4 separate regions of the Homo sapiens genome follow, and regions 1, 3 and 4 are each linked to region 2. Evidence: chromatin contacts called from ENCODE Hi-C or POLR2A ChIA-PET data. All regions are on one chromosome and are shown on one strand. Each heading gives the region's core, a stretch centred on a gene start or an enhancer-like site at or near the end of the contact. The rest is flanking DNA. Distances are from core to core; before and after follow the strand shown. Region 1 has its middle 20 kb from the start of TMSB10. Region 2 holds the start of SH2D6 (SH2 domain containing 6). Region 3 holds the start of TCF7L1 (transcription factor 7 like 1). Region 4 has its middle 25 kb from the start of ATOH8.

Region 1 (5,791 bases), core at 2,810-5,309, 490 kb after region 2:
ATTCCCAGCTAATTTTTGTATATTTAGTAGAGACGGGGTTTCACCATGTTGACCAGGCTGGTCTTGAACTCCTGACCTCAGGTGATCCACCCACGTTGGCCTCCCAAAGTGCTGGGAATACAGGTGTGAGCCACTGCACCCAGCCATGCCTGACAAATTTTAACAATATTTAAGTGTATAATTCAGTGGCATCATGTACACTCACAATGTTGTATAAACATCACTGCTGGACCAGGTGCGGTGGCTCACACCTGCAATCCCAGCACTTTGGGAGGCCGAGGTGGGCGTATGACAAAGTCAGGAGTTCGAGACAAGCCTGGCAAACATGGTGAAACCCTGTCTCTACTAAAAAATACAAAAATTAGCGGGGTGTGGTGGCGGGCGCCTGTAGTCCCAGCTACTTGGGAGGCTGAGGCAGGAGAATTGCTTGAACCGGGGAGGTGGAGGTTGCAGTGAGCCGAGATCGGCCACTGCACTCCAGCCTGGGCGACAGGGCGAGACTCCATCTCAAAAAACAAAACAAAACAAAACAAAAAAACACTGTTTGTCTGTAGATTTTTTCACCATCCCAGAAACTCTACCCATTAAATAACAACTCCCCATTTTTCCCTTGACTTAGTCCCTGTAAACTCTGTACTACTTTCTCTCTCTCTAATTTGGGCTATTGTAGGCAACGATATAAATGGACTCATACAATATTTGCCCTTTTGTGTCTGGCTACTTCCACTTGTAAATAACGCTGCAGCACTTCACAAGTGTTACAAGTGGTGCAGGTACCATTTATGCATTCACAATTCCTCCTTCCCATCCTTTATAACATTGCGGTTATTCAGTTCACTTATACATATGCTACAATTGCCTAATACATTGTTGCTATTAGAACTTTTATCAGTTATCTATTAGATTAATTAAATATAAGAAAAAGGATTTCATTTTACCTTCACTTATTCCTTCTTGGATCCCTCTCTGAAGAACTTCTTTTTAGCATTTCTTTTTTGTTGCTTTCTGGCCTGGTGTGGCCCTTAGGTATTTAATACTACAGTACTCTCCGAATTGTTTCTGCTTTAGTCAAGTCATGGAGCAGTGGAAACAAAATATAAAATATGTTCCAGTTCTCTGCTGTCACTCCAGAGATGACCACCAGATGGCGCCCGTTCCCACTTCCTAAGGCCTCTTGTCTTCCGCACTGTAGCCGAGACACGCACGCGGGGTACCTGCAATCCGCTGATGGCTGCCGACTGCAGGCTGGTAGTTGAGTTCGTCAGTCTCCCTCCAACCCTGCATGTGTTTAGGACTCTGTGTTTAGGACTCTGTGTTTAGGCGTCCCTTGTAGGAACCAGGGCGGCAGGCTTTCCTCGGGAGCCTGGACGCCTCAGGTCATCATATAGTGATGATGATGGGGGGCCCGCCGGTGAGAGGGATCAGAGGCTGGCGGCACACCCCTCTTAGCACTGGCAGCCATGCCATGCAGGGCCACCCCACTATCCTGCAGGGTCACACACGCACGTCCCTCTGGACCAGGGAAGCTACGCATATGGGTGCAGCTGGGGGTAATTACAGACTGTAGGAGTGGTGGGGTCTGTGGGAGCGCAAGCTCGTCTCGAAGGTATTCATATCCAAAATTGCTTAAGACGCTGTGCTGCTGGCCCGGCACGATGGCCGTAATCCCAGGATTTTGGGAGGCCTTGGCGGGAGGATCACCTGAAGTCAGGAGTTCGAGACCAGCCTGGCCAACGTGGTGAAACCCCGTCTCCACTAAAAATACAAAAATTAGCCAGGCGTGGTGGTGGGCGCCTGTAGCCCCAGCTATTCGACAGGTTGAGGCAGGGGAATCGCTTGAACCTGGGAGGCGGAGGTTGCAGTGAGCTGAGATCACGTTATTGCACTCCAGCCTGGGAGTGAGACCCCGTCTCAAAGAAAAACAAACAAACAAACGACAACAACAAAATGTGCTGGCCTCAAAACGCACATCTGTAAACTACTTACCACCTTTAAAAAGTCTGGCGCGGGATAAAGTCCAAACGCGTTAGCAAGGCCCTGGGGAGCTTCATAGCTCTTCCCACCCTCCTTTCCATCCTGTCTCCCGCCTCTCTCCAATGCACTTTATGCTGTGTCCAGACTGAACGTGCCACGCCCCTCCACGCCCTTTATCCAGGGCGTAAGCCCTTTGTCCGGAAGGCCCTTTCTCCCCGTCTTCATCTCATTCAAGATCCAGCTGACGTGTGGCCCGGACTCCCCGGTGAGCTGTGGGTACATCCCAGGCTAGCTGCTGCAGGACCGTCGCGCCGCTCAACTCCAAGGAGCACCGTTTGCTCTGGAATGTGTGAGAATGGCGCCCCCTGGTGGCCCGGGAGTTGTGCAACGCGGCTGGGCACGCAGCCAGCGCTCACTGCAACTTGTCACTCGGGTCACCCTTCTCCGAGGCCACCTCCACAGCTGGCCACCAGAAGGCACCCTTCACCTTTCCGGGGCCTCCGTATTCATAAGCGAATTGATGACTAGGGAACCGATTTATGCATGGTGGGTGGCGCTGTTGGGTCTCAAGCTTGCCTTTCTCTGCCTAGCCCCGGGACCTCCTGAACCCAGTAGAGGCCTACCTTGAGGTGTATTTCTGCCCCTCTCTCCCCCATAGCTGCTCCTGAATACTCCTCAGCCACAATTTCTTCCCAGGTGGACAATATGGGCTCAAGAAATTGCTCCCTGAGTCATCAGATCCTCTCATGATGCTTAAGCTTTAATACAACATCCCTGCATGCCCCACTTGCCTAGACCTGCCCTGGATCATCAGTCTGTGCCCTCTTGGCTTGGGGAGGCCAAGAATGGGGCCTGCCTGTGTGTGGGCCAGGCAGACAGCCTCCTAGAGAGGTGACTTAGAGGCTCTGGAAGGCTCCCTCGGCTCCCTAAACCTGTGGGCAGGTGGAGAGGACCCAGCGCTGAACATCTCCCAGAAGAGATGGGAACAGCTAGTGGCTGAAGGGACATGCATCATATTCTCAGTAGCGCCTTTAGAATTTCTAAAAAAGAAGAGGCTCAAAGGCAGCAATCTGGTTATGTTATGGGTGGAGGGTGTCCAGGTTCTTGGCAGTTTGAACAAAGGATTGGACAAAATGCACAAACAAAGCAAGGAAGGAATGAAGCAACAAAAGCAAAAATTTATTGAAAACGAGAGTACACTCCACAGGGTGCGAACAGACCAAGCATAGGATTTTCTGGGGTTTAAATACCCTCTAGAGGTTTCCCACTGGCGACTTGGTGTACACTCTAAGTAAAAGAAATAGTGGCCCACTATCAGTCTGATTGGTTGCAGAAATTAACCAATCAGAGGCTGAAGTGAAGTTACAAAGTAACTTACACCTTTGTAAGTGTCTGATTGGTTGTGGAAAGCAACCAATCAGAGGCTGAAGTGAAGTTACAAAGTTACACTCCTATGCAAATATCTGGTTGCAGAAATCAACCAATCAGAGATACTTTCAATTTTCCGTCGGCCCCACAGAAAAGGGGGGTGGGGTTTGCAAAGGGAGTAGCCTCCAGTCCTTTTGTTACTTAGGTGTGGAAAGTTGGGGTTTTCCTTTTGATTTAGTTCTAGAAAGTCAGCGTGAATCGGCCTTAGGTTCCCTGCCTCCAGACCCTATTTTTCTGCTTCAGTCAGGAGGGGGTGGTCTGGGGATGTGGGGGGCAACTATGGGTTTGCCTTGAAACTCTATATGCCTTGTAAGGATGAAGCGTTTGCAGCTTAATTAAAACAGAAACATTTCCAGAGATGCCTTTATTCATGTTTATATGAGGATATTATAAGTGCTTATTTTATTTAAGAGGTTGATGAAGATTATAGTGGGGAAAAGCATCCCTTGGTACAGTTCAGGTCCTGGTGACAGGTTTGTTCACGAGCAGTGTTGGTGGTAAGGAAACTCTGATGGGTTTTAGCATTTTAGTGGGCTAATCCAGGAAGGAATGGGCTGCACCGGGATTACGTGGGTTGACCCCAGGGGAAGAGAATGAGAGGAAGTGTCAAGACAAAGGGAGAGAGGTTTGGGAAACTCCCCAGGACTGGGAGGAGCCAGAAGCCTGCAGTTTCCTCAAGGACCTGAGACTCTCACCCACTCTCTGTGTTCAGGGAAGTAGCCTCCCCTGTAGGAGCACTGATGTGGTAGATATAGTTAATAGTGGGGTGCAGGACCAGATTGAATTTCTTTTTTTTTTTTTTTTTAGACAGGGTCTCACTCTATTGCCCAGGCCTGGAGTGCAGTGGCTTGATCTTGGCTCACTGTAACTCCTGCCTCCCAGGTTCAAGTGACTCCCCTGCCTCAGCCTCCTGAGTAGCTGGGATTGCAGGTGTGTGTTACCACACCCAGCTGCTTTTTTTTTTTTTTTTTTGAGACGGAGTCTCACTCTGTCGCCCAGAGTGCAGTGGTGCGATCTTGGCTTACCACAACCTCCACCTCCCAGGTTCAAGTGATTCTCCTGCCTCAGCCTCCCAAGTAGCTGAGACTACGGGCGCACACCACCATGCCTGGCTAATTTTTGTATTTTTAGTTGAAACGGGGTTTCACCATGTTGGCCAGGATGGTCTTGATCTCCTGACCTCGTGGTCCTCCCACCTCGGCCTCCCAAAGTGCTGGGATTACAGGCGTGAGCCACAGCGCCCGGCCTAGGAAATGAATTCTATACAGAATAATCAGAGTGGTTCCTGTGCCCTTTGGCTGCTTGTGCAGTTAAGCACATTTATCATGACTATTATAAATTATTTCCTTTTAATTATAGCCAAGTTAATCATACACAAAATTTTTTATAGCTTTTCTTTTTATGAACCTTATCATGATTTACACAGACAATTTACAACATGCTTGAACTTTTTGTTTTGTCATAAATTTCCCTCTTTCTTAAATAAACAGTCATTTTACTGTAGGACAAAAATTTACCACATAAGATTATTTCTCATACAAAATTATTCTCTTTTCTTCTTAATCTTTGTTACCAAAAATACATCTTTACATCTGTGACTCTCTTTACATCTCTTTCACCTATTTACTAGTTTCTTTTTACCTTCTTTCATAAATAGGCTTTACATAATCTCTGTATTACATACAATTCTTTTTGTCAAAAGAATATAACTTTATGTCTTCCTTATATTTTTTTAAATGTGCATATTTTATACATAGAATTATATAACTAGAATCAATCCCTCCCTCCCTCCCTCCCCTCCCTCCCCTCCCTCCTTTCTTCCTTCCTTCCTTCTTTTTTTTGAGACAGGGTCTTGCTCTGTTGCCCAGGCTGAAGTGCTATGGCATGATCATGGCTCAATGAAGCCTCCAGCTCCTGGGCTCAGGTAATCCTCCTGCCTTAGCCTCCTGAGAAGCTGGGATTACAGGTGCCCGCCACCACACCCAGCTAATTCTTTGTATTTTCAGTAGAGACAGGTTTTCACCATGTTGGCCAGGCTAGTCTCGAACCCCTGACCTCCCACCTTGATCCACCCACTTTGGCCTCCCAAAGTGCTGGGATTGCAGGTGTAAGCCACCAAGCCTGGCCTAAGAATAAATTTATTATGAGTAGACTCATGCAATTATGGAGGCTGAGGAGTCCCACAATCTGCTTTCGACAAGCTGGAGACCCAGGAAAGCCTGGGCTATAATTCAGTCTGGGTCCAGAGACCTGAGAACCAGAGGAAATGATGATATGAATCTCAGTTTTGAGGCGGCAGAAGATAAAAGATGTCCCAGTTCAAGCAATGAGGCCGCATAAATACTGGGGAGGGCAATCTACTGGGCCCACCAGTTCAAATGCAATTCTC
Region 2 (5,562 bases), core at 148-2,647:
AACAAACAAACAAACAAAACAGAACGGGCTCTTATTAAAGAGTCCAGGGACTGAGTCAATAGCTGTCTCCAAGTTTCTATGGTACCTATCTCTCCTCTCTAGGGGCAAAAGGGCTACTCAACAAAAGGCTGATTGTTTTAACAGAAACACTCAGAAAACCAAACCTTTGAGAACTTCCCAGGCAGAAATAGGCATGCTTAGAGACCACGCGACCAGTTAATATGAACCCCACATCTGCTATCAAGAGAATCTGGGCAATCTACTTTGAATATCCCTTTTGGAGCTGTTTCTAGGTGTTTAGAGATCAAATGAAATATTTCTAGGAAGTAGCTCGCCTCGAACTAACCACACAAGAATGAAATCTCACTGACTTACAAGGTCATGGCTAAACCTTCATTGACTAGGTATTTTCCTCCTTCCTTGATGATCCAGTATGTAGCAGTATATGCCCAGATCAGGAAGTGTAAAAGCTGAAAATGGAGTTGGAGACAGAAAGTCCAATGTGTTGCTGGCCACTGTGGTGTCACTGCTCCCGATACAGGTGTAACCTGAGTCTCCCGCTTGGGAGCCAGAAATCAGCTGAGAAGAGGCCTCTGGAAAGAGGCTGCCCTGGCCCAGAAGGGTGGATGAAGTAGGGCCTCAGCACAGCTCATCCTACCGAGCAGGCCGGACCCTGAGTTCCTGGCTTGCACTGAAGGGTCTGGGTAAGTCCCTTCTGTAGCGCCTCAGAAGCTCCTTGGGCAACCTGGGAAGTTAGGACAAGAGCTCTGACATTTGACCCTGAGGTGTGAGGAGAGTGCTTTGAGAGAGAGGATGCTGAATGCGAGCGCCCTGGTTATTACCTCCTGGCAGCCTCCTAACCTCACCTTGACTCTGCCATGTAAAATTGATGCCTGGGCGCAGGGCGCCGACGATGGTCAGATACCGCGGCCTGCACACCCTGGGACCTACATCCCTGACCTGGAGGACCCAGGCCTTCCCCGGGCTTCACCACGAGTCCTGCCGGCCACACAGGGACCCTAACAGACCTAGTCCAGTCTCAGGGTCTGGGCTGCTCCTCCTTCCAGGAATGGGAGTTTGCTCTAGGCGATGGAGGAAGGGTTCAGGAGGCCACTCTGCCTGCTTAGCAGGCTGTGGGCCCAACCCCCCACCCACCATCTTCATCTCCCACGGCCCCAACCTCGTAGGGAGGGCAGGGCGGGGCTCAGGTTCGCAGAGAAGGAGGGCTCGGACCAGCGACTCCAGGGCAGAGGGGCGCGTGCAGGGGTGGGGAGCTGGGTTTGCGAGGAGAGAAGGCCATCTCTTCCCCAGCAGGGTAGCCCCCACCTAGCTACCGGGATCCCACCCTGGCTGGCGCAATCTTTGCGTCCGGATCAGCACCCAAGGCCCCGCCCAACGGCCCGCTGCCTGCCGGGATTTGTAGTTTGTAGGGGAGGGGCCAAAAGGCGCGCGCGCGCGCGTGTGTGTGTGTGCGTGTGTGACTGTGTGTTTGTGAGACTGTGTGTGTAAGTGTGTCCGGGGGTCTGTTGTGGTGCTCCCGTCCCCGAGGGCCCTCCGGACCTGGGCTCAGCAAAGGCACCACAGGCCGCAGCTTCCGAGACCCCGCCCCGCGGCCCACTGCCTGCTGGGATTTGTAGTTCTTAGGGGTCTAGGGCCCAGGCTGGGGCCGGGTTGGGGCCTTACACGCGTCCTGGCGTGTGGCTCTCCTGCGTCCTCGTTTTTCTCGTGAGCCCTGGATCTGGACAGTGGGCCCGGCGCGAGGCCCTCAACTCCGGCTGGGCTCCCGGTGGCACTTTCTGCCGACCCTGAGATGTACCCGCCACGCCTGCGGGACTGACCTCTAGGTGGGCAAACCGAGGCACAAAGAGGGGCGCGCTCTGGCCGGAGTCGGCCCTCTTGTGAGAATTTGGGCTGGGAGACCCAGCCCAGGCCTGGCAGGCAAGGCTGGGTCAGGCGAGGGTCCTGGGCCCTTTCGGTGTAAGAGTGTGCAAAATAATGAACAGGCCTGCCCAGGACTGGCTCTGCACATTAGCGCTAGTTACCTTACAGGCTTGACTGATCAGATTTTTATTTGGCACCACTACAGAGGGGAGCCCAGGGAGGGAGGAAGTCTCTCGTGACCAAGAAAACCTATGGTCCACCCTGGCCTACAACTCTGCTTTAACGACAAAAATAAACCGAGTTTGGGAGGGGGTGAGGAGGAGGGGTGTTTTGTAAACTGTGAAGTCCAGGTTATGAGTGAGGTGTTATTATCATCAGGATCAGACCTCAAAGCACTGGAGGAAAGGTCTGGGCCTTCAAGAGCCTCACCTCAAAAGGGAGGGTATGGCCGGGCGCAGTGGCTCACGCCTGTAATCCTAGCATTTTGGGAGGCTGAGGCAAGCAGATCACCTGAGGTCAGGGGTTCAAGACCAGCCTGGCCAACATGTCGAAACCCCATCTCTACTAAAAATAGAAAAAATTACCCGGGCGTGGTGGCACGTGCCTGTAATCCCAGCTACTCGGGAGGCTGAGGCAGGAGAATTGCTTGAACTCAGGAGGCGGAGTTTGCAGTGAGCCGAGATGGTGCCACTGCACTCCAGCCTGGGCAACAGAGCCAGACTCTGTCTCAAAAAAAAAAAAAAAAAAAAAAAGAGCTGAGATAGCTGTTTGCATGTGAAAGGACTCACAACTGGCACTAGCATGCGGTGATAGTGGGGAGGGCATGGACTCCCACTACATGGCTCCCATCTATCCTCTGCCGCTTACTAAGTGGGACCTAGAACAAGTGATTTTGACCTACTTTATCTCTCTTTATCTCTGTTTCCTCATCTGTCAAAGGAGGATAATAAGAGGATCCATGTTAGAGAGTAAATGCAAGGATTAAATGAGAAAATCATATCAAGGATAGCACCTGGCATATAGTGGCAGCACACAATAGTGTTAGCTGTTATGGTGTTGAGTACCCAGTGTGACGCTGGCTGTACAGGGGTAAACTTGTCTTCTGGGGGACTAGTCCCCCCATCCCAGGCACCTGGTGCCCTCCCCAGGCCACTCATGCTGTACTGGACAGTCCCACTTTCCCAAGAAGTCACAAGGAATTCCAGCATGTCACTGTTCTGGTTGCCCCTGAGCACCTAGCAGTGATTTAAGAAAAGGCAAAACCAAAGTTTTGGTTTTGAGCTTTATTCGGAAAATATGGCCACCCAGACCCCTGGCCATTCCCCAGGGCCTGTGAGGTGATCCAGAAAAATTCATTTGCAAATCAAATTTAATGGCTAGAAGCATCCTGAATCAATGTCTTCAAATAAATATTTGGGGCCGGTGAGGTGGCTCACACCTGTAATCCCAACACTTTGGGAGGCCGAGGCAGGCAGATCACCTGAGGTCAGGAGTTCGAGACTAGCCTGGCCGAAATGATGAAACCCTGTCTCTACTAAAAATACAAAAAAATTAGCTGGCATAGTGGCGTGCGCCTGTAGTCCCAGATATTCGGGAGGCTGAGGCAGGAGAATCACTTGAACCGGCGGGGGGGAAGGTTGCAGTGAGCTGAGATTGTGCCATTGCACTCCAGCTTGGGCGACAAGAGTGAGACTCTGTCTCGAAAAAAGAAAAAAAAAGGAATATTTGGGGGAATTTTGATGTTAGAATTGAGCATTGCAAAAGATCCCTGTCAGTCCCCCGTGATGAGGAAATGCAACTGCTCAGCCTGAGCTGTGCCTCTCGGTTGGAGTTAGAGGAGCCAGAAGGGACCCTTCGAGTCTAGTGCTTTCATTCACAGATGGGAAACTGAGGCCCAGAGAGGGCCACATGGCAGGGTAGTTAGAAGACAGGTCGAGAACTTGCTAGGAAGAATCTTTTGCAATTTCAGAACTTCTCAGCACTGGAAATGAGTCCATACCCCGAGTTTATGGGCACAGAAGCAGAAAGCTGATTGTCCTGGACATCCCCAGACCTTGGCCAGAGTCCAAGCAGCTAAGCCCAGAAGCCAGTGTCCAGTGCTTCTCTCTCCTGGGTTTCTTCAGCCAGGTGTTCATCCTAGAAGTAGGAGTTTATTAATAATGGTGATGGTATCTTGCATTGTCCAGGCCTTCATTCTTTTTGCGGATCCTCCCGGCTGGGCACAGTGGCTCACTCCTGTAATCCCAGCACTTTGGGAGGCCGAGGAAGGAGGATCACTTGAGCTCAGGAGTTCAAGGCTGCAGGGAGCTATGATCATGCCACTGCACTCCAGAGCCTAGGTGACAGAGTGAGACCCTGTCTCTTAAAAAAAAAGAAAAAAGAAAAAAAGCAGCCTTTCATTGAATCCTCACAACCTTCCAAGGTAGGAGGACTGGGGCTTCTGTTCTCGTTTCACAGATGAGGAATCTGTGGCTAGGAAGTCTTAAGGGATTATCCCGAGGCAACAGAATCTGGGCAGTATTAGAATGTGGGGGTTTTGCTGTCTAATCTGTTAATGCATTCAGTAAAAATTTTTTTGAGTGCCTATTACCTGCTGGGCGCTATGCAGGGTGCTGGGATTGCAAGGATGACTTGACACGGTCCCTGGCTAGAGGTGCTAACATTATGGTGGAGGAAGCACATGGTGGGGAGGGAACTTTCTGGTGTGATAGAAGTGTTTTATATCTTGGTAGGGATGTGGGTTACATGGGTGTTGCATCTGTCAAAACTGATTTAAATGTACACATGATTTGTGCATTTCACTATAAATTTGACCTAAGCAAAACAAAACAAAAACTGAATGCTCTGGAAGGACTATGCCTGGGCACAACCTTGGAGAGGCCTAGTTGTCTGGAAGCAGGCCAGGTTGCCCATGGATCCAAATCCACTTTTGCTATCGGGTGTGCCTGAGAAGTGTTCCCATGGGCGTGTAGATGCAGGTGGCCCAGTGGCTTGATGTCCAGAATACCTGGGGAGCACTGCAGAGGGAGTTTCAGAGGAGGGATATTTAAGCTGAGTCTGCAGAGTGAGCAGAGTTGGTCAAAGGAAGGCAGATAGTAGGCAGCGGGAGGTGGTTTCCGAGGACTCCTTGCTGGAGTGTGCTTGTCTGAGGTCACCCAGATAGAAAGATTGTTTCCTTACCCCAGGCCCCACCCATGGACTTCAGAGAAACTCATTCTGGTTGGGATTTTCGAAGCTGCCTCCCACAAAAGGATCTTACCACTGTGTCACAAGGCCATGGCCTGATCCTCATGCTCTTTGTCAACTGACATCTCTCATGGGTTGGCTATGCCACATTCAGGAGCCAAGGCGGAAGTGTGGACCCATCGCTGTCCAACACATTTCCAGAAGGCCTGGCCTCCTGGTGCAGATGCTTGCTGGCCTGTTTTCCTCTGAATAAAGAAGAGAAGGGTCAGGTGTTGCAGGTCAGATCAGCCTGGGTTAGAATCCTGGTTCAGCAGTTGGGTGCGGTGGCTCATGCCTATAATGCCAGCACTTTGGGAGGCCAAAGCAGGAGGATCACTTGAGCCCAGGAGTTTGAGACCAACCTGGGCAATAGAGTGAGACACAGTCTCTCCAAAAAAAAAAAAAAGTTTAGCTGGGCGTGGTGGCATATGCCTGCAGTCCCAGCTACTCAGGAGG
Region 3 (5,796 bases), core at 487-2,986, 290 kb after region 2:
ACAATACGCGCCCATTAACAGGTTTAAAGTGTCGCAGCGCTCGCTTTAAATGAGAAAAGCAGGCGACAAAAGGGGGAAAAAGCCAAGTTCCTCAACTTGAAGAATGCCTTGGGTCGCCTCGAAATCATCTACGCGAGTTTAAAATTCGGAGCTAGCTCCGCAGAAAAGCTGAGGCCCCGGTGCGAGGGCTGGGGGTGGGAACGGGGGCTGTGAATAACCCGCCACGAAAACTGGGTTTCTTAGGAACCAGCCTGCAGCCGCCCAGTGAACCCGGAGTCGGAGGACAACGTCGCCAACCCAGCTCCCTAGGCCCCTTGCCCCACTGCCAGAGAAAGCTGACCGATTTCCAAGAAGGAAAGCGAGACCCCCCCAAAGCGGGCACAAATCCAAGTTTCCTTCGGTGCAGGCGAAGAATTCTGGAGGCCAAGGAAGATCCCAGAGGTGGACTCCAAAACCTCAACCCGCAAGAGGGGAAAAGTTAAAGTAACTTTACTTTCATCCAGGCACTGGCCAGCGCAGCCTCGCGCTCGGCCGCCAGAGAGTAGTTCAACTCCGCAAACAAGTTCTGCTTGGGATCGGCGCAGAAGGCCCCATCCCCCACTCCATGGCCAAGCCCGGGGGCGCATCCTGCGGGCCGCGGCCTCCCACCCTCCCCGGCGCGCCCGACGGGCACTCACGGTGCGCGCTCCTCCGGGAGACAGGGGTCCGTTGGAGAGGTACGGGCTGCTCAGGTCCGGGATCATCAGGAAGGGGTACCCAGGGTACGGGGGTCCTTTAAAGAACGCGCTGTCCTGAGGCCTTCTCACTGCGAACAAGACCAAGGCGAGGTGAGGCCCAGGCCCCCGGGACTGACAGCGCCGCGGCAGGGGGCTCGAGGCGGGAGCTGGGGACCCCAGCGCCCCCCACGCGCGCCCCACGGGGGCTGCCGCCAATAAAGGCGGAGGGCAAGGGTGCGTCCACCCAAGCAAGGGGGACGGTGGGCCGCCCGGGCTGAGCAGCGGAGCGCAGCGGGAATCGAGAGTGGGGGGCTGTCCCAGCGGGCACATACCTTCGGCGAAATAGTCCCGCGGCTTCTGGAAAGTGTCCCGGACGGGCTGCGGGCGCCTCTCCGCCTGCGGAGGAGACACAAAGGCAAGAGCGGGTGAGCGGACGCAGGGCCGGGATCCCCCGGGGGTGGCCGCGGTGCTTCCTTACCTCCGAGTCCGAGCTGCTGCTCTGGTTCTCCGACTCGTTGACCAGGGACGACTTGACCTCGTCTAGGTCCCGCTGCGCCGAGGCGCTATCGCTGCTCGGCTCCTGCTCCTCGCCCCCCTCGTCCTGGAAGGGGATCAGCTCGTCGTTCGCCCCGAGGTCGTCCCCTCCGCCGGCCGCCCCGGCGCTGGAGCCGCCGCCTCCCCCGCTGCCGCCGCCGCCGCCGCCGCCCCCGCCGCCGAGCTGGGGCATGGTGGGGCCGCGGGCCGGGGCCGCCGCTCTCGGAGCCCCTAGCCGCCCGCGCCCTGCCCGGCCCGGCCCGGCGCCCCTCCCGCCCGCTTGCGGGCCCGCTGCGCTAGCCGCCGCAACAAAGTTTGACAGGGCGTGGCCCCGCGGGAAGCGGGCCCGGCGCTGCCCGGCCGGGGCGCAGGCGGCTCGGCTCGGGCCCCTCCGGCAGCGCCGAGCCTAGGGCTCCCCAACTCGCCACCGCCGCCGCCTGCTCCGCCGGGGCGTCCCAGCCCCTGGCCCGCCGGGGAGGGGCGAGCGGGGAGGGAGGGAGGAGGGACCGCCGGGCTGGGCAGGGGGGCCGGAGGGAGGAGCCCCGGCTGCAAGCTGACACCCGCGCGCCTCGCGGAACCCGGAGAGCTGCGGTGCGCGCGCACACACACACATACACACGCACTCACACTCACACGTTCACACTCGCATCTTCCAGGGGCTGCGTCTCCCTGCAACGTGCACCGCCCCCAACCCCCTCCTGCGCCTCACACTGCACCCTCGGCGGCCCTCCCCACGGCCTCCCTGGAGTCCTGGAAGTCTTGCGCCCACCCCTCCGCATCCCCTAACTTTCTCCCAAAGAACCTCCAGAACTCCGCGCAGGTTCCCACCCCCTCCCACCGTATCGGCGCGCGGGCGGGCGGCACTGCCCCCTGCGGGAAAGCCTCGGACGCACATACTGGCCGCGGGGCCCTCCCCCTGCCTAGAGTCCCTCCGAGTGCGCGAGCTGATGCACGGACTAGGACACTGGGGACATCTATGGAACCCCGGAAAATGCCCGGCGGCTTTCCGCGCCTTTTTCCTGTGGGGTTCCAACGCGACCCCCGGCCCAGGTTTTCAACCTTGTACAGATATACAGATTTCCCTGCTGAAATCTTGAAGATCACCTTTTCTTCATTGTTTGGGACTAGGTCCTAAATCGAAAAATCGCGGTCTTGGGTTCCAAAAGAATTTGGATTTGGTTCATTGAGAGGGAAAATTGCCTGTCCAGTGATCTCCGAAGCCATTCACAAAGCTGCGTGAGTAGCCAGTGAACACGAGAAAAATGCTCAACCAGCCTCATACCTAAGTAATGCCTGTGGTGCGAGCGCCACGGCCCGCGCCTGGAGTTCCATCTACTCCCGAGGCCTAGGCAGGAGGATCGCTGGAGCCCAGGAGTTTGAGACCAGCCTGGGCAACATAGCAAGACCTTGTCTCCAAAAAAAAAATTTTTTTAATAAAGAAATGCCTGTTACAATGACATTAAGATGTCGTTTCTCTCCAACCTGTGCGGGAAAGTTTGAGGAAAATGAATATCTTGTGTTATCCTCCGTGGGGAACTATTAGAGCATAAACTTTGAAAACAGCTTGGAAGGCAGTATGGAACTATGTAAAACTATTTTCAGCCCAACTGGCAGAAGAGTTTCTACAGAGGTGCCCGCACATATGGGCAAAGCCACATATGCTAGGTTCAAAGCATCAGAGAGCTTGGTGACATGCATTCTTCATCTTTCTTTACAGTGACAGTCCATGCAGCTGGCCAGTTCTATGCAGTGTCCCCGCCCCTCCCCCCACCCATACACACACACACACACACACACACACACACACACACACACACACACACAGGCACATGGACCAAGATTGATTTTGGAGGAACATCTTTAAATGAAACACTATATATGACACTCACTATTTTATTTTTGTTTTTAAAAAAATTATACACATTTATTTCTGCGTAGAAAAAAATCTGAGAAGATGCAAATTATTATCAATGACTATTTCTGGGAAAGGATAAGTGAAAGGAGATAGTTTTCTGGTTTCTATGAACTTTATAACAAGCAGATATGCCTTTTCTAATTTTTTACACAATACATGAGTACAGTCTCATAAAGCGTTTTCAAATAACAGATGTATCTTGAGCAGTATCGAGTAACAAGTAAAAGTTCCTCTTTCCCCCTCAGGACACAGGACCCTTCTAATTAACCACTTTCAGTTAACTGCCTCTGGTTAACCACTGTCACTAGTTTGGTATATATCCTTCCAGACACTTTCCTAGGCAGTTATGAACATATGTAAACGTATTTACAGATATTCTGATGTACATACATAGAATCATACTCTTTGTATTATTGTGTGTTATTTTATTTTTATAAGATTTAAAAGTCAGACGATTTTTCATGTTTATGGTCCATAAATATATGAAAAACCTATTGTACTAGTTTTCTGCTGCTACTGTCACAAATCACGAAAACTTGGTGGCTTAAAACAACAGAAGTTTATCCTCTCATAGTTGTGGAAGACAGAAGTCCACTGTCAGTTTCACTGAGTAGAAATGGAGGTGTTGACGGGGCCATGCTCCCTCTGGAGGCTCCGAAAAGAATCTACCCTTGTCTCTTGCAGCTTCTGGGGGCTTGTGACCACATCACTCCCACCCTTGCGTCTGTAATCACATTGCCTTCTCCTTTTTTTGTCTGTGACAAATTTTCCTCTGCCCCCTTCTTGTAAGAAACCATACTTGTGGCCGGGCACAGTGGCTCACGCCTGTAATCCCAGCTCTTTGGGAAACCAAGGCAGGTGGATCACGAGGTCAGGAGTTCCAGACCAGCCTGGCCAACATGGTGAAACCCTGTCTCTACCAAAAATACAAAAAATTGGCCAGGTGTGGTGGCAGGCGCCTGTAATCCCCGCTACTTGGGAGGCTGAGGCAGGAGAATCGCTTGAATTTGGAGGGAGGAGGTTGCAGTGAGCTGAGATGGCACCACTGCACTCCGGCCTTGGCGACAGAGTGAGACTCTGTCTCAAAAAAAAAAAAAAAAAAAAAAAAGTGATACTTGTGATAGCATTTAAGGACCACCTGGATAACCTGTCCATGTCAAAATCCTTAACTTCATATCTGCAAAGACCTCTTTTCCTTAAACATTCACAGTTTCCAGGGATTAGGTCATAGATGCAGCTTTGGGAGTAAGCCATTATCAGCCTGCCACACCTATAAACCAGAAATGCAAACGGAAACAGCATTGAGATAACCAGTTTTCATCTGTCAGATTGGCAAAGGAAGAAAAGAATGGTAACACCCAGCATTGGCCCCTATACTAAGAAGCACATAGATGCTGGGCCATTGTGTAACAGTTCTAAAGAGAAGTTTGGTAATACCTGTGAAATACCTTTAAAAGTGTGAACCCTTTGACTTATCCACGTACTTCTAGGATTTTATCTGAAGGAAACAACTAGGTACAAAAATAAACCTGTAGAAGTGTGTTCATCACAGTGAAAAAATCTAGAAACAATTTCAATGTCCCCTATAGGGAATTATTAAGTTAAATCATGGTGCATTCATCTAATGGAATGTTATGACATTGTGGAGATATATTTGTCAATATAGAAGGAGGCTCATAATGGTAAGCAAAAGTAGCAAATTAAAATTAACATGTAGACTTCCACTTCCCATTCTAATGGGGTATTGATGTCAGATTGACTCCTTCATCAAGAACAACTAACTATAAACTGGATAAAATACCAAAATAAAACAACAAAACCCAGCTGAGTTGAAGGCATCACTGTCAACCAAGTCAGCCAGGACGTGAGGAGTCAAAATACCAGAAGGGAAATTCATTCAAGCGAGTTTGTATTCACTGCTGTTTCATCCCCTCAGAGAATTTGGTGATTTGTAGCACCAGGCATAGAGGCCAAACCAAAAACAACCATCTAGAGCAGCATACTACAGCTTGCTGCCTGTTTTTGAATGGTCTCAGCTAAGACTTTTTTTTTTTACTTTTTTTTTTTTTTTTTTGAGACGGAGTTTCACTCTTGTTGCCCAGACTGGAGTGCAATGGTGCCATCTCGGCTCACTGCAACCTCCACCTCCCGAGTTCAAGCAATTTTCCTGCTTCAGCCTCCTGAGTAGCTGGGAATGTAGGCATGCACCACCACGCCCGGCTAATTTTGTATTTTTAGTAGAGACGGGGTTTCTCCATGTTGACCAGGCTGGTCTCGAATTCCTGACCTCAGGTGATCCGCCCAAGTGCTGGTTTTACAGGTGTGAGCCACGTCGCCCGGCCGCTTTTTTTACATTTTTAAGTGGTTGAAAAAGATCATAAGGGCCAGGCGCAGTGGCTCACGGCTGTAATCCCAGCACTTTGGGAGGCCGAGGCGGGTGGATCACCTGAGGTCAGAAATTCAAGACCATCCTGGTCAACACGGTGAAACCCCGTCTCTACTAAAAATACAAAAAATTAGCCGGTCGTGGTGGCGGGCGCCTGTAATCCCAGCTACTCAGGAGGCTGAGGCAGGAGAATGGCGTGAACCCGGGAGACGGAGCTTGCAGTGAGCCGAGATCGTGCCACTGCA
Region 4 (5,282 bases), core at 1,035-3,534, 310 kb before region 2:
GGGCCAGCTCACAACAAGCGTGACTTCACCCTGTGCCCCCCAACACTGCAGGATAAGGACATGAAGCCAAGTACAAATGTCACACATCTTCAGGGAGAACCAATTTTATTCTGAAGTTTTTTGGGAGGATGAAAATTACCAACAAGAATTTCCCTCGTTCTAAGATCTGCATTTTCCCCATATTTTAACATTTAATATCTAATTTTAACATTTTAACATCTAATGAGATCATGTTTTTTGCTTCTCAAAAAAAGAAAAAAGGATACGTAAGGATTTATATATCCTTAAATCCATGGTGCCTGTTGCAGTGACATCACCTTAAGACTAAGCAAATAAACCAGTCACACAAATCGCTTTAAATGGAAATGCAAGTCATTAAAAAAGATTGTTTTTAATGATAAAACTTGCCAGGAGGCACTAAAAAGAAGGTGAAAGGCATGTGAACTTTTAAGAAAATGAATGAGAGGTCAAAAAAAAATGTTTTTCCTACGTTGGGCCACTGTATGTCATGCCCTGGCCTGCGTCCCTTCCCTCTCCCTTGCCCTTGGCCATGCTGCGGGGAAGAAGTCCGAGGATGGCTGCCGGACACTGCCACCTGGGACTCACCTGCCCAGAGGGAGACTGCCTGGGAAAAAAATTAATGGCCGGGTGCAGTGGCTCACTCCTGTAATCCCAGCACTTTGGGAGGCCGAGGCAGATGGATCACCTGAGGTCAGGAGTTCGAGACCAGCCTGGCCAACATGGTGAAACCCGTCTCTACTAAAAATACAAAAATTAGCCAGGCGTGGTGGTGGGCACCTGTAATCCCGCTACTCAGGAGGCTGAGACAGGAGAATCACTTGAACCTGGGAGGCGGAGGTTGCAGTGCCGAGATTACGCCACTGCACTCCAGCCTGGGCGACAAGAGCAAAATTCCTTCTCGGAAAAATAATAATAATAATAAATTAAAGATTGGCAAGGCAGGGGTGTCCCACGTGACACAGGAGCCTCATGGCCCTTTGGTGACACACCTGTGTCCACAATGCCTGTGGGGTGAGCACAAGTGAAGACCGCCAGGCTGCTGGGGGCAAATGGAGTGCCGCAGCCATGCCTGGCCTTCCCCTTCCACCTCCACTCCCCTCTGGGCCAATCTTGGGTGAGGACAGAGCTTCAGGGACCACACAGGTCATCAGCCAAAAATGAGTCCAGTTTGTCAAGGAGTTACCTCACCCAGCCAGACCCGCTTCAAACTTTTGCGGGAAGGACATGGCTAGGAGGAGAGCTGGAATCCCACTGGAATAATCCTGGCTGGTATAAGCCTGAGACCCTCCGTCCATGTCTTTGGAGAAGGAAGCATCTGGGCTGGTGCAAGCTCTCCTGTCACCCTTGGGGACAAAGGGTCGTGGCAGCTGTGGGCCCAGCCCGGAGTGGGTAGGCAAGGCTGGCTCTCATGCCCTCTGGCTTTGCCAGGTCCTGAAGCCCACTGACCCTGACCCTGGACCTCCTAATGACCTCCTAACCCCACCCCTAAAATTTCTACAATAAACCTGTTTATTTTTACAATCTCTCACCATCTTCCTGAGCCTAGGTTCGGCCTGCCTCAGCTATCCCAGCCCACATCCTGCCTGGGACTCAGAGGCAAACCTCACAATTTCGAGACCATCTGACATTCCTTCAGCATCTAATATTTTTCAACCTGGGACCATTTACCCAACATCCCTCTAGACCGGACTTCTCAGCCTCTTCCTGTGCCTCAGCTCACATGAAGGATGGCATTTGCAGGCAGCTGCACACCTCGGGCCACCTTTAAGCCAAATCCCTGGCTTCTAATTCCGCCCCTCTTTCTCCCACTTCGTGCTGCCTCCGAATCGCAGATGTCCGTCTATTATTGCACTTTGCATCGTGTACCTCGGTTACTTATTTAGGTGCCAGTCTCCCTTGGGGGCAAGTCCTGGGTTTTATAGAGGATTTTTTTTTTTAATCTCCGTGGCCCCAGTGACCAGCCCAGCATCTAACACACTGCTCACAGGAATCCTGTGTCCCTGAACCCTTCTCCCGGGCCAAGATCAGACCTGTTTGAGGAAGATGGAAAAAGTGCTCTGTGAGCAGGATTATGAAATGACAGGGATGACGTGAGGGGCTTTCGAAACCCTGGGAAGGAAGATGCCCACGTGAATGACAGCCCCTTGCTATTCTCGGCCACCCGAGGTTCAGGTTTTAACTCAGGACAGCTGCCCGGAGCCTGCAGTCAGCCGGGGACAGAGCCTCCCGCCAGCGCAGCAGACCTCTGCTGCCCCCTCGTGGTCCCGGGACCTCAGCCGAGTGGGGTCTCCAAAGGCTCCAGCTTCTCGTCTCTGGGAAACTTCTCAGCCGCAAGCCTGAAGACAGAGATTTCCACCTCACAGCTGCCTGGGGAATGCCTCTTTGCAACAGGGAACCAAGAGGAGCTAAGAGCAGGGCCTTAGGGGGTTTTCCATTCACAGCTTTGCAGTTTAACTCACAGTGTGACTTTCAGTGACCTCCTTCACCATTCCAAGCCTCAGTTTTCTCATCTGTAAAACAGAGATTTTAATATGAATCCTCCCTCATGGGTTTTGTACAGATCAAGGGAGATAATAAATGAAAATTGCTTAACACATAGTAAAGACCTGGCACATACAAGGACCCAGAGGGGTAGCTATTGCTATTATTATAATGAGGAGAATCTGGGTGACCCTCTCGTCCACCCTTCTATTCCCAGGACCTGGGGACTGCTCCTAAGTATCTGCTGAATGAGTGAATGTATTACAGGTGCTTTTGACTTTCTTCTTTCTACTTTCCATTCACGTGGGCATCTTCCTTCCCAGGGTTTCGAAAGCCCCTCACGTCCTCCCTGTCATTTCATAATCCTGCTCACAGAGCACTTTTTCCATCTTCCTCAAACAGTCCAATCTTGGCCCGGGAGAAGGGTTCAGGGACACAGGCTTCCTGTGGGCAGAAATTTTATTCTAAAATTTCTACAATAAACATGTTTATTTTTACAATCACAATAAATTTTAAAACTTTAAACAAGGAAATGTGTAAAGAAAAGGGAAAATGGGAGGGGTACACAAAGTTTATGCTCATGCTTACCTGACAGGGGAGATACCATGATCACAAAGGTGGTTTTCCCAGTGCGAGGCTCACCATTGCACCCCGGAGGTGCAGACCCCTGTGTTTTCCCCAAATGAGAAAAATAAGAAAAGAAAGAAAGAAAGTTTCGTCTTCCATTGGATCGACTCCATTCTCCTCCTCCAGGTGGTGATGGCAACGAGCAACAGGAACACACTCCTTCCCCAAACACCTCACCCTCCACCTTCTCAAATTGGCCCAAGTTTGGGCGGAAATGTTAGGCCACCCCAGGCGCAAAGCCCTGGCACTGGGCCGGTTTCCTGGAGTAGGTGGATCTGGGTTGGTGGGGGCTGTGGCAGTTCCATTCTGCTTCCCTGGGCCAGGCTTGGAGCATTGCGCTTGTCACAGGCTTTGGTCTTGCGGGTATTGAGGCCACCATGGGCCTCATAATTATTTCCTTTGAGTGCAGATTATTTGCCAGCGCAGAGAGGTGGTGGCAGACCTAGCGTGGGGTGGGGGAGATGGACTGATGCAGACAGGGTCTCGTGGAGAACGCCGGCTCCTGTCACTCACAGGGGAGTGGAGTCAATTCAGAGGAGGATACATTTTTTGCACCCTCCCACTTTCCCATATTTTCCCTTTTATTTACCCATTTCCTCATTTAAAGTTTTAAAATGTATTATGATTATAAAAACAAACATGTTTATGGTAGAAATTTTGGAATATACAGGAAAGTAAAAAGAAGAAAGTCAAAAGCATCTGTAATACATGCACTCATTCAAGAGATACTTAAAGCAGCAGGGAATAGAATGGCGAACGAGAGACCCCATCTCAACCCTCCCAGAAATCATGCTTAGGTAGGGGATCCCATTACCCTGAGACAACCACTTACAATAGTTTCATATGCTTCCTTTAAGTTTTTTTCCATAAATATATCTAACCTATATTTAGTTATTTCAAAGCACACTGAGCTCATACCTATCTGCACCGATATATGCTATTTATCAAAAATATTCTATCACATGTATTGTTGTAATGGCTGAGTGTTCCAACACAGAAATGTAAAATAATCCATTTAACACATCTCGGGCTTTCAGTTATTAGCTTGCTTGCTTGTTTCCCATCCTTTTGTGATTCTAAATTACAATGTAATTAAAACATTTTAGGTAATGTATCTGATCTGCTATGACTATTTTCTCTGGAAAACAAATTATTAGATCAAATGGAATAAATATGAGAAGCAACACAAAAAAAACCACTGAATACTAATTATAAAGTAATACAAGCATTTTGAAAAATATTTAACAAAATACAGAAAAGTACAAAGAACAAAATAATGCTCACCTATAAGTCCACTACCTCCAGGTAACTACTATTAATATTCTTGATACATCGTTTTCCAGATTTTTATCTGCATATAAGGGTACTAAAATACAGTCTGGGCCCGGCGCGATGGCTTACGCCTATAATGCCATCACTTTGGGAGGCCGAGGCAGGTGGATCACCTCAGGTCAGGATACCAGCCTGGCCAACATGGTGAAACCCTGTCTCTACTGAAAATACAAAAAAAAATTAGCTGTAATCCCAGCTACTAGGAAAGCTGAGGCAGGAGAATCGTTTGAACCTGGGAGGTGGAGGTTGCAGTGAGCCGAGATCGCGCCATTGCACTCCAGCCTGGGCGACAAGAGCAAGACTCCATCTCAAAAAATAAAATAAAATAAAATAAAATCCAGTCTGACAGTCTTTGTATTTTAATTGGAGTTGTACACTTTTCTGTGCATATTTTTTCCAAAATGAGATTTTACTGTAAATATTTTGATTCTGTACTCTAATTTTTGGTGATATACTGTGAGTAATTTTCCATTATTATTGTTATTATTTTGAGACAGAGTCTCACTCTGTCACCCAGGCTGGAGTGCAGTGGTGCAATCATGCCTCACTGCAGCCTCAATCTCCCAGGCTCAAGTGATTCTCCAGCCTCAGCTTCCCAAGTAGCTAGAACTACAGGTGTATGCCACCATGACCAATTAATTTTTTTTTTTCAGTAGAGACAAGGTCTCACTATGTTGCCAAAGCTGGTCTCAAACTCCTGGGCTCAAGCAATCCTCCTACCTCAGCCTCCCAAAGTGCTGAAACTATAGACGTGAGCCACCACACCTGGCCCCATTTGTATAAATTCATTTCTATCACATCTTTTTTTTAAGCAATAGGGT

The links. Hi-C counts contacts between places; a loop is a spot of excess contacts on that map. ChIA-PET counts read pairs that join two places held with the same protein, here RNA polymerase II (POLR2A). Pooled maps may share reads with other maps.
Region 1: a loop to region 2 is called in a pooled map, with 2.9 times the contacts of the local background. The contact joins the enhancer-like site here to the promoter of SH2D6 in region 2. A Hi-C loop is called at or near these places in 4 of 50 pooled maps. POLR2A ChIA-PET finds 5 or more read pairs at or near these places in 3 of 52 experiments (HepG2, MCF 10A and naive thymus-derived CD8-positive, alpha-beta T cell).
Region 3: a map of mammary epithelial cell shows a loop between it and region 2 (2.8-fold over the local background). The contact joins the promoter of TCF7L1 here to the promoter of SH2D6 in region 2. A Hi-C loop is called at or near these places in 1 of 168 maps with a recorded cell type or tissue (mammary epithelial cell) and 1 of 50 pooled maps.
Region 4: a pooled map shows a loop between it and region 2 (5-fold over the local background). The contact joins the enhancer-like site here to the promoter of SH2D6 in region 2. A Hi-C loop is called at or near these places in 1 of 168 maps with a recorded cell type or tissue (K562) and 5 of 50 pooled maps. POLR2A ChIA-PET finds 5 or more read pairs at or near these places in 1 of 52 experiments (naive thymus-derived CD4-positive, alpha-beta T cell).

Annotation. Positions count from the first base shown.
Region 1 is chr2:84,922,544-84,928,334 of GRCh38, reverse strand. No RefSeq gene overlaps it. Among named protein-coding and RNA genes, the nearest start is that of TMSB10, 20 kb to the right of the region's middle. RefSeq lists enhancers at 1,120-1,169, 1,810-1,859, 1,611-2,272, 3,207-3,256. Within about 2 kb of position 4,059, at least 19 of the 41 ENCODE cell types and tissues checked have a DNase peak (open chromatin) inside an H3K27ac peak, as active enhancers do.
Region 2 is chr2:85,414,549-85,420,110 of GRCh38, reverse strand. It overlaps SH2D6 (SH2 domain containing 6), which reads right to left and starts at 1,397. Exons shown (of 24, transcript NM_001394463.1): 1 at 1,181-1,397; 2 at 867-1,082. LOC105374841 (a long non-coding RNA gene) reads right to left here. Exons shown (of 3, transcript XR_940316.3): 2 at 5,141-5,312; 3 at 3,150-4,017. It also overlaps a transcript of CAPG not described here. RefSeq lists enhancers at 1,777-1,936, 1,415-1,950, 1,947-2,056.
Region 3 is chr2:85,129,332-85,135,127 of GRCh38, reverse strand. It overlaps TCF7L1 (transcription factor 7 like 1), which reads right to left and starts at 1,736. Exons shown (of 12, transcript NM_031283.3): 1 at 1,195-1,736; 2 at 1,049-1,112; 3 at 678-805. The coding sequence starts at 1,443. RefSeq lists enhancers at 1-551, 1,127-1,701 and a silencer at 2,067-2,136.
Region 4 is chr2:85,726,138-85,731,419 of GRCh38, reverse strand. It overlaps the pseudogene RNU1-38P. Among named protein-coding and RNA genes, the nearest start is that of ATOH8, 25 kb to the left of the region's middle. Within about 2 kb of position 2,284, at least 12 of the 41 ENCODE cell types and tissues checked have a DNase peak (open chromatin) inside an H3K27ac peak, as active enhancers do.